Regions from separate parts of the Mus musculus genome. Here regions 1, 2 and 3 are each linked to region 4. The links are chromatin loops, found by intact Hi-C in ENCODE. Cell type or tissue: heart. All regions are shown on one strand.

Region 1 (2,500 bases), 340 kb before region 4:
TAACTAGCAAACATTACCACATTTAGGAGAAGCCCTCAGTGAAAAAGTATTTGCCTCCGCACACGGCTCAGTTTTTCCTTTATAACTGACCAGAATTTTAATTTAAACCAAATGTAGGGTGGTCACATCTTGGAGAAAGGAATGCAAGTCACTGTATCGAAACGAACACTCTTCATTAAAAAGGCACATGCCATAAACTTAGCCTAGGAATTTTTTTTTTTTACCTCATTAAAATCTTTTTAGGGATGTCAGCTAGCAATAAAGTTAATTTTCATGTTTTAGTTTTCTAGCCAAACATTCCCGTAAAACTTAATAGAGAGGAGACTGAACAAGGAAACGGCCTTCAAAATATGGTGGCTTGCCAGCGATAGATAGCCCAGGATTTAGTTAATTTTTCGCTTTTTATAACTTGGCATCTGTGTGGTGAATCTTTGCCAAATGATTATAAGAATTATCAGCAATTGTGTCTGACTGAAGGGAAGAGAAAAATAAGGTATTGAAAAGGGACAAGAAACAGAGAAAAAAACATCTTGTGGGATTGTCCTGGGAGATGGGCATGCTGGGGTGTAAATGGTGCTGGACACCGAGGCTGACCAAAGGCCATGGGTCATGTGACAGAAGGACATCATCCCCTGAAGCTCTCCCAAGTGTTGCCCACTGTAGGCCCAGCAGAGCATGGTGGTGGTAATATGCTTTTGACTGACTGGAGCGGGACAGGGTGGGGAGAGCCACCTTCCAGCCACCATCTGCAGGTCCCTGCATTTGCATATAGCATTCCCTGGGATGGCCTTATGTTTTAGAGTCAGACTCATTTGTACTTACACACTTGGCTGAAAGTCACTTTGGAAAAAGTGCCAGAAGGGAGTGGGAAGCCCCTGCTTATTATTCTTGGCTTCATGTGAGTTGGCCTGTGCCCCGCCCTCAAACGTTGGAATATTCTGGCCAGTGGAGAAGGCCTCTGCCAACAAGGATGTGTGTGTGTCATGATTCTCAAATCCTTCAAACATCTCCAATGACGGAATCAGAAATATGCCCAGTTAGAGACCCGGGCTCTGCTGACTGTCTTTGATCTTCCTGATATCTGTGCATAAGTGTGAGTACTGGACAGGTTGCCAGAACCTGACGCTGCAGAGCAAGTTGTAGTTCCTGCGATGTGGAGGAGAAAGAGTTCTGTGCACACACGTGCCACACTGAGCGGTCAGCAGTAGCCGTGCTCAGTGCCGGCAGGTGAAGGCACACTTGGTATCCTGCCATTCTTCCATGTATCACGTCTCATTCACAACTGTTCCCGGACTGTCCTCAACTGAGACATTCAGTCAATGCCTTGAATGCGCATGTGAAACACGCAGGAACTCCTAAGTGGCTAGTGAATATCTTCTTCTTGAATTTCCTCCTTCCTGTCCATTTAACTTCCCTACACTTGATTTGCTAAAGACTAAGCATAGAATAATTAAATCAATGTTCATAAGCTAGGAAGTGTAAGATGCTGTATCTGCAGAAAGGGTTGGGGGAGCCATGCTTTCCAGCTTCTTCCAGCAGGGGGCAGCAATGCACTGTGAGAGAGTGTGGCCATTAGGGTGTGCAGAGCCACAGGAGTGGCCGTGTTGCCCTAAGCTACTTTCCCCAGAGAAACGATTTTGGGGGAAATACATTTGTTGGTTAAGTTTCTGTGATTTTAGTTTCCCTAGTTAGGAGCAAATGCTATCTTGCTTATTTCTTCCTGGGGTTTTACAGTTGTCCCGAAACAAGCCCAGCTTCCTAAGAGGCCAGCTCATCTCTCCTCGTGCTCTGGAAATTGGGGTGACAGTACACCCAGAAGCTTGTGTTCTAGTGAGGAGAGGCAGGCAAGGAGCAGGGACAGAATAGGCTAGGTTGGGACACAAATGAAAGTCAGCATTGCGGAGGGAAGGGGATTCTTGACGGCAAGGAAGGGCACCCTCATCCCACCTCCCCGGGGCACACTGTTGGGAGGAGCCATGCTCTGAGTGGGCAGAGTGAAAAGCAGAAGGGGCTGAAGAGCTCCAGCACCTTCCTGACCCCATGCAGGCAAGGAAGGAGGAAGCCGGACGAGCCAGGGGCAGAGCTGGAGTCTGCTTCAGGTGGCCTGCCCTGGACAGTGTTTTGCTTCATTGTTTTGGTGACGTTGGAAGCTTCCTCTGGGTAGTGAGGTAGTGATATGCATCAGGCTGGTGTGCTCTGAGTCTCTGAGAAGCAAGGGCAGAGAAGAGAGGCAAACTGCCCCTTTCTGAGGTGCAGACTCTTGTTCTGCCCTTGTGGCCACCAGGTCTGGGTCTTCTCACAGCAGGTGACACCCTCGTTCTCTGTGGACTCCAGCAGGGAGCCACTGCTTTGACCCTGTCCTGAAGATCAAAAGCTCTGTCCCCTTCAGATGTCATTCACAAATGCAGCTTGTCACCCATGCTCAATTACAGAACAGATGTTAACCTGAGGTTCTCTCAACCCCATGGACCTCCCTAGACCTCAGGAAGTGGTTCATTTG
Region 2 (2,500 bases), 290 kb before region 4:
GTCCATTTTATAGGTTACAAGACTGAGGCTTTTAGGCATCCAGGCTCTGGAGGTGGGCTCTTTGCCTATTGCTCTCCTGGCAGGGTTGAATGAGGAGCAAGGGGGTGTGTCCACACCTGTACTGGTTAGTTTTGTGTGTCAACTTGACACAAGCTGGAGTTATCACAGAGAAAGGAGCCTCCCTTGAGGAAATGCCTCCATGAGATCCAGCTGTAAGGCATTTTCTCAATCAGTGATCAAGGGTGGGAGGACCCATTGTGGGTGGTGCCATCCCTGGGCTGGTAGTCCTGGTTCTATAAGAAAGCAGGCTGAGCAAGCCAGGGGGAAGCAAGCCAGTAAGCAGAACCCTCCACAGCCTCTACATCAACTCCTGCCTCCAAGTTCCTGCCCTGTGTGAATTCCTGTCTTGACTTCCTTTGATGATGAAAGAGATGTGGAAATATAAGCTGAATAAACCCTTTCCTGCCCAACTTGCTTCTTGGTCATGATGTTTTGTGCAGGAATAGAAACCCTAAGACAACACCCAATTCATTCCTATGAGGGGAAGAGTTCTTGGTAGCACTCAAGGCATGGGTTCCCGTTCCCATCCTTGAGTGCACGCCTTTGCTTACATCGTCCATCCTGCCCTGCCCACTGTCCCTCATGTCTCACGCCCATTCCATGCTGCAGAGCTAGAGAGACCTTTGCATGGTCCAGCTCCGCTGCTCACTGGGCTGTGCCCACAGATGCCCTCCTGTCTATAGCTGCCTTTATCTTCTCAACAGTTTCCCTGGGGTTTCAAATCTAGATGTTGCTTCATTCCACAGCCTGGAGCCCCATTTGTGCTGAGGATCCCCAGTCTGTGCTTCTGGGATGGCTTTGGTGTGGGGTCCTAAAAGTTTACACCTCCCCGTATCCTACGCAGGTGTGTGATCTATTTTGGGTTTGTGTCTGAGGTCTGGCTGGGGGAGGTGCCGTTGCTGGATGGAGATGCCAACTCCCCAAGTCTGTTCTGCACCTGTCAAGTGTAAGGCAGCTACAGACTGGAGGGTATCTATGGGTCTGGCCTCCATCCCCCAACACTGTGAATTCTTAGATACTTAGGAAACGCAGGCTCCTCACACCCAGCCCTGTTTTCAAGACCAGTGATGTGTAATGGTAGGTGTGTGTGTGTAGTGGAGGAGTGCACACTGTGCCTGTAAAGTGTGTGTGAGTGTGGGAGGGAGTTAGTGTCACCGTTTAAGTGTGTATATGCCTATCTTCAGTCCCATGCTCCTCCCCGCTTCCCTCCCAGGCCTCCCGGGTGGCCCAGGAACCCCTATTTCAAGGCATCTTTGTGTTGCTCCCCTCAATTCTGCCCACTCCAGTCTGAGCCTGACAAGCAGCCCTGCAAGGGTTCCGAAGATGCTCTGTTCTCTTGTCCTGGGGACCCAGCCTATCTGCAGATGTACTGTAGTTACTAGCTTTAAGCTCTAGGGGGCAGCAAATGGCCATGTTTCCAGGATGTCTGGCCAGGAGTTTGAGAGCCTCCTCTGGTTCTGTCTGAGGGTCCAGCGAACCCCAGGCAGACCAGGAGCTCTGATCTGTGATCTCAATACAAATGGAGATACATTTGTATGTATCTGATGGCTGCCTCAATCAGCAAGAGGACCTCGGTGTGTGTGTGTGTGTGTGTGTGTGTGTGTGTGTGTGTGTGTGTGTGTGTTGGGGTGGGAGGAGAAGGGAGGGTTGTACAGCTTAGGCCTAGGGGCTACAAACTTAGCCATTGTCTGCCTGGAGTCCTGAGGCCTCCAGAGGACACAATGCCATCTCTGCCTCTTTTTACCTCGAAAGAATGGCCTCACTGTTCACAGCTCCAGTTTCTTTATCTATAACATACATTTATTGAGTGCTAGATTGCACTTCTGACAGGAAGTGGCTGTCACAGTGCCTGGTGCACACACAAGTGCTTAGTGTGACCAGTCTGAGTCCTCCATAGGCTCAGTTTCCCTGTACTTCTAAAGTCAGACAGATGCCTTTTAAAGGATGTTTATGCACAACATGCATGATCCTGGATTCATCTATATATTAGCCTTCATATCTGTTAGCTAAAGATATGGAATCCTGCTGACCTGTGAGTGGAGACTGCACAGAATCCTGGGGGGTGGGGGTGTTCTCAATCTCTCTCTGCCTCTGTGAGTGTCCATTAACCAGAATCTGGAGGGGAAGGGGAACTCCCCCTCTGCCTTTGGATTTTCTGGACGTTCATGTTTTCCTAATGGTCATTTTAAAATGTTCTTGCAGGGATCATTAGCTGCTTCTATTAGCCGAGACACAGGAATGTGTCACGTAAACTATTATGTTTTACAGGAACCAGAAGGAACCAGAAAAGTTAACAGTTCCCCCGGGGAACAGGATTTTGGGTGATATTTATGTATGTGGTGGGGGTTTTTATATAAATATGTTTCCTAAATATACTACAATGAGCATATATTATTTTTAAAATCAGAAGAAAATGTAACACTTGTTCTGAAGTAAAAAT
Region 3 (2,500 bases), 180 kb before region 4:
ATACACATACACATGTGCCCAGAAATACACCACACACACACACACACACACACATACACACACTTTTTGAAAATTAAATGGTTTCTGAGTGCTGGGGACGGAAAAGTTTAACAGTGGATTAGCTAGCACCAGAGTCAGTTCATGGGGAAAGTGCTCTTGACAGGGATGCAGAGGCAGAGCTAAGGGGGAGGACCATGGAGAGGACACAGTAGGATTCTAATCATAACCCCTGCACCAAAATCACAAGGTCGTTGATCAGTTGACAAACATCTTCCCTACTTTGTAGGTCTATCAGGCCCACAATAGTCACCTTCCAGCCTCCAGAGTCTGTCCACTGGGAATGACTGGTAGCAGATGTTGTTTCTCTCCCTCTTTCCATCTTTGCTTGGCCCTTGTCTCCCCAGGATGCTGGTCTTTTGAGAAGTCAAGGCCAATATCTACACCTATAGTGTGGTCACCTGGTCACGGTGATCCTCCACCTCGTGTCACTAAGCCTAAACTTGTTCTGGTTGTCAGCATTTCCTTTCTGCTTGTGTCCTCTCCCATGTGCCTTTTATCTTTCACACTTGCACGGGTGACACGCATCCTGACTGTATACATCAAAGGCTATACAAAGTTGTACAGAACTTCTTCTCAAGGAGGGTGACTCCCAGATTGGTGCTTGGTCATCTTCTGATTCGGCACCTGCATCCTCACTGTCCTCCTATCCTTGAGGGAACTACCTGAGGACTCCCTCAGCTCATTCTCCACTCCTCACCTGTTTCCCCATGTGTCCTGCTTCCAAGCATCCATGGGGACTCAGTCTGGTCTTTCAACTTTTCCTTGTAGGATTGTCCCCAAGACCCCCGGTTCTCACCCCTGCCTCCTCTCCTCAGCTGGTTCTCTTCTGTGTCCCATTTCCCCCCCTACACCTCTTTCTGCCCCTGCTCCCGTCATGCTGCAATTCCTGCCTTTGAGATTGTATGAACATAGGCTTTGGTGAGGGGGGGAAGGGAGAGGGAGAGGGAGAGGGAGAGGGAGAGGGAGAGGGAGAGGGAGAGAGAGAGGGGGGGGGGGAAAGGGAGAGGGAGAGGGAGAAGGAGAGGGAGAGCCTTCCAGTTGCCTTGGAGCAGGTGCATCACAGGGAGAGGGTACCTCTGGGTGGCACTGTGGAGCCTCTTAGGTAAACAGGATACTTCAGGCTCCCTCTTCACATAGGAAGTGGAGGGAGCAGGCTGGCTCTCCTCTTTCAGATCTGTCTTCATTTCCTGCAGTTATTTGGTGGGTGTTCTGTCTTTTCAGCTTGTGGGGTGTGTGTGTGTAGTGTATGCACGCACTCCTGTACACACGCATGCGTGCACACGCATGTGTGTGTGGTGTGTGTGCTTATAGTGAAGAAGCTGGGGAACAGTGGCTGGTTCAGATATGTAAGGGAAGTCAGAAACCTGCCTAGGAAAAGCCCAGTTGTAACAGGGTCACGGGGCAGGTAACATCTCTCTTTGGTTCACTAAATGTGGTATTTATCTTCTAGGCCATGGCCAGAACACTAGCCCATCAGTGCTGAGGGAGGGAGGGAGGGAGGGAGGGAGGGAGGGAGGGAGAGAGAGAGAGAGAGAGAGAGAGAGAGAGAGAGAGAGAGAGAGAGAGAGAGAGAGAGAGAGAGAGACTGCTCTCTAGGAGCCCCAGGGACTCACCCACCTTGTACCCAGTGGGTGTCCCCCTCAGCTCAAGGTATTTACTTTCCTGTCAGTAAGGGAGACACTGCACCTTATTAAAAGTACAGCAGGACACAGAGGACAGCTAATGGCTAATTTCTATGGGACAAATAGCTATTTAATTGCTCTCTAATTACGTGACAATTAGAATCCATGCTGCAGCCTTGTCCTTGAGTTCCTGTTTATGACCCACGTGCAGAGCCGTTTTTTCTCTGCCTGTAGCCATTACAGACACCACAATGTACAGAGCCAGTGGCACAGTGACGAGGCATAATTAGCCGTGTAACTACTCCCTTTTACCCCAGTAATTATGCAGTGGTATTATCTATATATTATAATGTATTCATGCACTCAATCTTTCATGAAACAGTCTCCTTTTGCGAACAGGTCTGGCCTGGCAGGTGTCAATCAATTATGTAGAGTCACAGAAGACTGTGTGATGGGGAACTAGGACAACAGGCTGTTGTTACTGTTCATGTGCAAAGGGCCTGAGGTAAGGCAGCTACGGGCATAGAACACCGTTTCTAAGAGTTGAACATACTCAGGTACACAGCGAGACAGCAAGCAAGGGTAGCCTGCACAGAGACATTTCCAGCCCACTGCAGGGGTCAAGGCTCCCATGCATAATCAGGCTCAGAGTAGCTCTCTATCCGGGACTCAGGATTGAACCTATGTGAAGTCTGCCTGTCTTCTTTATCTTACTTATAGGTTGTGACTTTTTTCAGTATCAGGACCTTTGGCTGGGCCCCAACATGTCTAATAGCACAAAGGCACACAGAGGTGCACTGAGCCAAGTCAGAAAATCC
Region 4 (2,500 bases):
GGGCACACTCAGGTCACACAACCTAAAGAGATGTATTTGGGTCCTGGAAGCCAGCTTAGGTCACAGGACCCAGAATTCCAGAATTCTGGGAATTTAGAAGGGAGATGCCAGCGTCAAATAGCTTAACTGCTTGGCCCCCACAGACTTTCTGACCTTCCCTGTGGGTCATGGCCAGAGGAAGGACTGAGCTGGACTTCTGAAGTGGGGGGAAGGGCAGAGTGTGACAGAAGGAACACAAAGTAGCATTCAGACTAGGGGCACGGCTGCGTCCTGATGACAGACTGGTAGAGGTTGCATGGTTTCCTTCCCAGTTTGGCTTGGTGGTGAAGGGGTATTTGATGATTCCTCCTGGGACCAGTGTGCCCTTCAAGGGAAGGTGGCACACTGCACATAGAATCCCCAATATCACCACCTACCACAGAGCAGGAGCCTGGGGAAAGATATGATTATCTCAGGGAGGTAAAATGGTCCCCAGGCATCCAAAGAGGCATGATTTCAGCTAGTCTTGGGACAGGACAATGAGTATTGGTGTCTCAGAATTTAAGGACTTGGAAGATCCCTGGGGAACAATGATACTGGTTTCTAGACAAGGAGGGTTACGAGGCCTGTTTCTATGGCTCAGTGGCCAGGCCAGGCAGGTGGACTTTAGCTGAGGGACAATGGGAAATAGACACCCTGATCCTTCTTTTCCCCAATGGTCAGTGACTATGAAGTTACAGAGAATAAGGAGGAAGCCCCTGCCCATTGCAGGGGGTCCCCAGCCTCCTGGGAAGTTCTCTGTGCATTCCCTTGGTGACAGGGATTGGGGGGGTTGGTTGGTCAGTGTTTGTAATCCTTATCCCATGAGTCTTAGGGGTTTGAGCAACTGTGATTCCCATTTGAGGGGAACACTGAAGCTTAGAGAGACTTGGTCACTGCCCAAAATCTAGGCTTGTGGCTATTCCCTGGTCCTCCAGTGGACTCAGCTGGGTGTCCTTGATGAGGAAAGGCACTGGGAAGGAAACTGGGAGTCTTACAAAGTTCCAGGGTTCCCCCAAACCTACCAGGTCCAACCCAAAGGCCTTTGGAAAAAGAGGGGCAGAGTTGTCCACAGATGCCCACTCTTCCCAAGTGAGCAGGCCAAATATAAGACTCATCACTGACATGCCATTAGAGAGAAAGCTATTATTCATACCAAGGCTCATCTCTGATACACTATCAGAGAGAGAAACCATTGTCCAGATGAGGTTCATCTCTGACAGGCCATTAGAGAAAAAACACTGTCCCCTCAAGGGACAGGAGACTCTGGCTCCTGAGAGATGCCTGGGTGGGGAGCTAAGCAGATATTCTCCTGGAGCTAGGAGGCAGGACCTGGGAGAGCCATCCCAGGAGCCATAGAACTAGGACCAGCCTGGCCACCAGCAGGTGTCGCTGCAGCCAGGAAGAAGAGTCCGGACCTACAGGGCTCACACTGAGTCTCAGTTCCCATGCTGGACAGGGCTGCTCTGGAGGGGACCCACTTAGAACTGCAGAGGGCTGGCTCACACCAACCCCAGAGAAGCCCCAGGGCCCTGTCTCATCAGCAACAGGCCTGTCATTTTTACTAAACTCACTGCTGTGTGTTGGGTATCTTGTGTCCCTACCCTGAACAACCTACACTATAACCAGGCAGAGCAGGGCTGAGATGTCCATCAGCCATGGCCAGAAAACGAGCCCTCTGGGTGGTAGAGACGCCATCTCCCCATGCTCCCCATGCTGACAATGGGTTCACAGTGGTTCTAGTATCCTGTCCAGCAATGTAGGAATCCAGTGTCCTCCTGAAGGAATGTTGTGAGTGGTACGTAGTAGGCTTGTTCTCCAGAATCTTACATGAGCCCAGCCAGACCCTTCTTACCCATAGATTCTGACCAGAGTCCCAACCGTCCCAACCCCTGGGCCACCCTGCACAGAGTGCCTCATAGATCTGGGGCCCAGCTGACCCAGCTTGTCCTACAGGCCCCAACAGCCATCCTTGTCCCTCCTCCCCACTACCAAGGCAACGTGGCTGCTGGCCAGGGCCTCTTCATTCCCAGACAAAGCCCTGAAGCAAACCACCCGGCTGGCCGCCCGAGCTCAGGTTGCTGCCTGCAGTGGGCCGGGCCGGGCATCGGATCATTCATGAAAATCAGGCCTCCACCATGTTCCTGGCCTTCAGTGGGACTCTAACTCACAATCACCTCATTGTGTGGGTGGCCGTGAGGATTGCTCTGTGGAAGAGGGGAGGAGGGGGAGGAGAGGGAAGATGGAGGAGTGTGGGAGGAGCTGGAGTTAGAAGTGGAGAGAAGAGAGAGAAGGGAAGGAGGGAGAAGGGAGGGAGAGAAAAAGGGAGGAGAGAGCAGGATGGGTGGGAGGTGCAGAGGAAGATGGTCCAAGAGCAGGAAGACAGGTAAACAGCAGGTACCGATGGGCTCCTAGGATTAAGGAGGGTACTCCCTGACAAAGATGCTCCCTACTCAGTGCTAAGGCCACGGTGATGATCTAA

The links. Hi-C counts contacts between places; a loop is a spot of excess contacts. Peaks named below come from ENCODE experiments on the same cell type or tissue, not always from the same donor. Only the 100,000 strongest peaks of a DNase experiment are listed, where the experiment ranks them.
Region 1: a loop joins it to region 4, with 6 times the contacts of the local background. A loop is called at or near these places in 2 of 42 quality-filtered maps.
Region 2: it touches region 4 in a loop (7-fold over the local background); 12 of 42 quality-filtered maps call a loop at or near these places.
Region 3: it touches region 4 in a loop (2.5-fold over the local background); 2 of 42 quality-filtered maps call a loop at or near these places.

Annotation. Positions count from the first base shown.
Region 1 is chr5:35,980,652-35,983,151 of GRCm38, forward strand. The region is part of intron 11 of Afap1 (actin filament associated protein 1); the gene reads left to right. Among named protein-coding and RNA genes, the nearest start is that of Afap1, 89 kb to the left of the region's middle. In heart, a CTCF peak has its summit at 1,531 (motif pointing right); a DNase peak (open chromatin) is centred at 1,570; H3K27ac peaks cover 427 bases.
Region 2 is chr5:36,032,540-36,035,039 of GRCm38, forward strand. All of the region lies in intron 18 of Sorcs2 (sortilin-related VPS10 domain containing receptor 2), which reads right to left. Among named protein-coding and RNA genes, the nearest start is that of Gm52811, 51 kb to the right of the region's middle. In heart, a CTCF peak has its summit at 1,444 (motif pointing right); no DNase peak of the experiment used is centred here; H3K27me3 peaks cover 134 bases.
Region 3 is chr5:36,140,153-36,142,652 of GRCm38, forward strand. All of the region lies in intron 3 of Sorcs2 (sortilin-related VPS10 domain containing receptor 2), which reads right to left. Among named protein-coding and RNA genes, the nearest start is that of Gm52810, 4.9 kb to the right of the region's middle. In heart, a CTCF peak has its summit at 1,151; no DNase peak of the experiment used is centred here.
Region 4 is chr5:36,322,308-36,324,807 of GRCm38, forward strand. The region is part of intron 1 of Sorcs2 (sortilin-related VPS10 domain containing receptor 2); the gene reads right to left. Among named protein-coding and RNA genes, the nearest start is that of Mir7689, 22 kb to the left of the region's middle. In heart, a CTCF peak has its summit at 1,397 (motif pointing right); a DNase peak (open chromatin) is centred at 1,424; H3K27ac peaks cover 1,017 bases.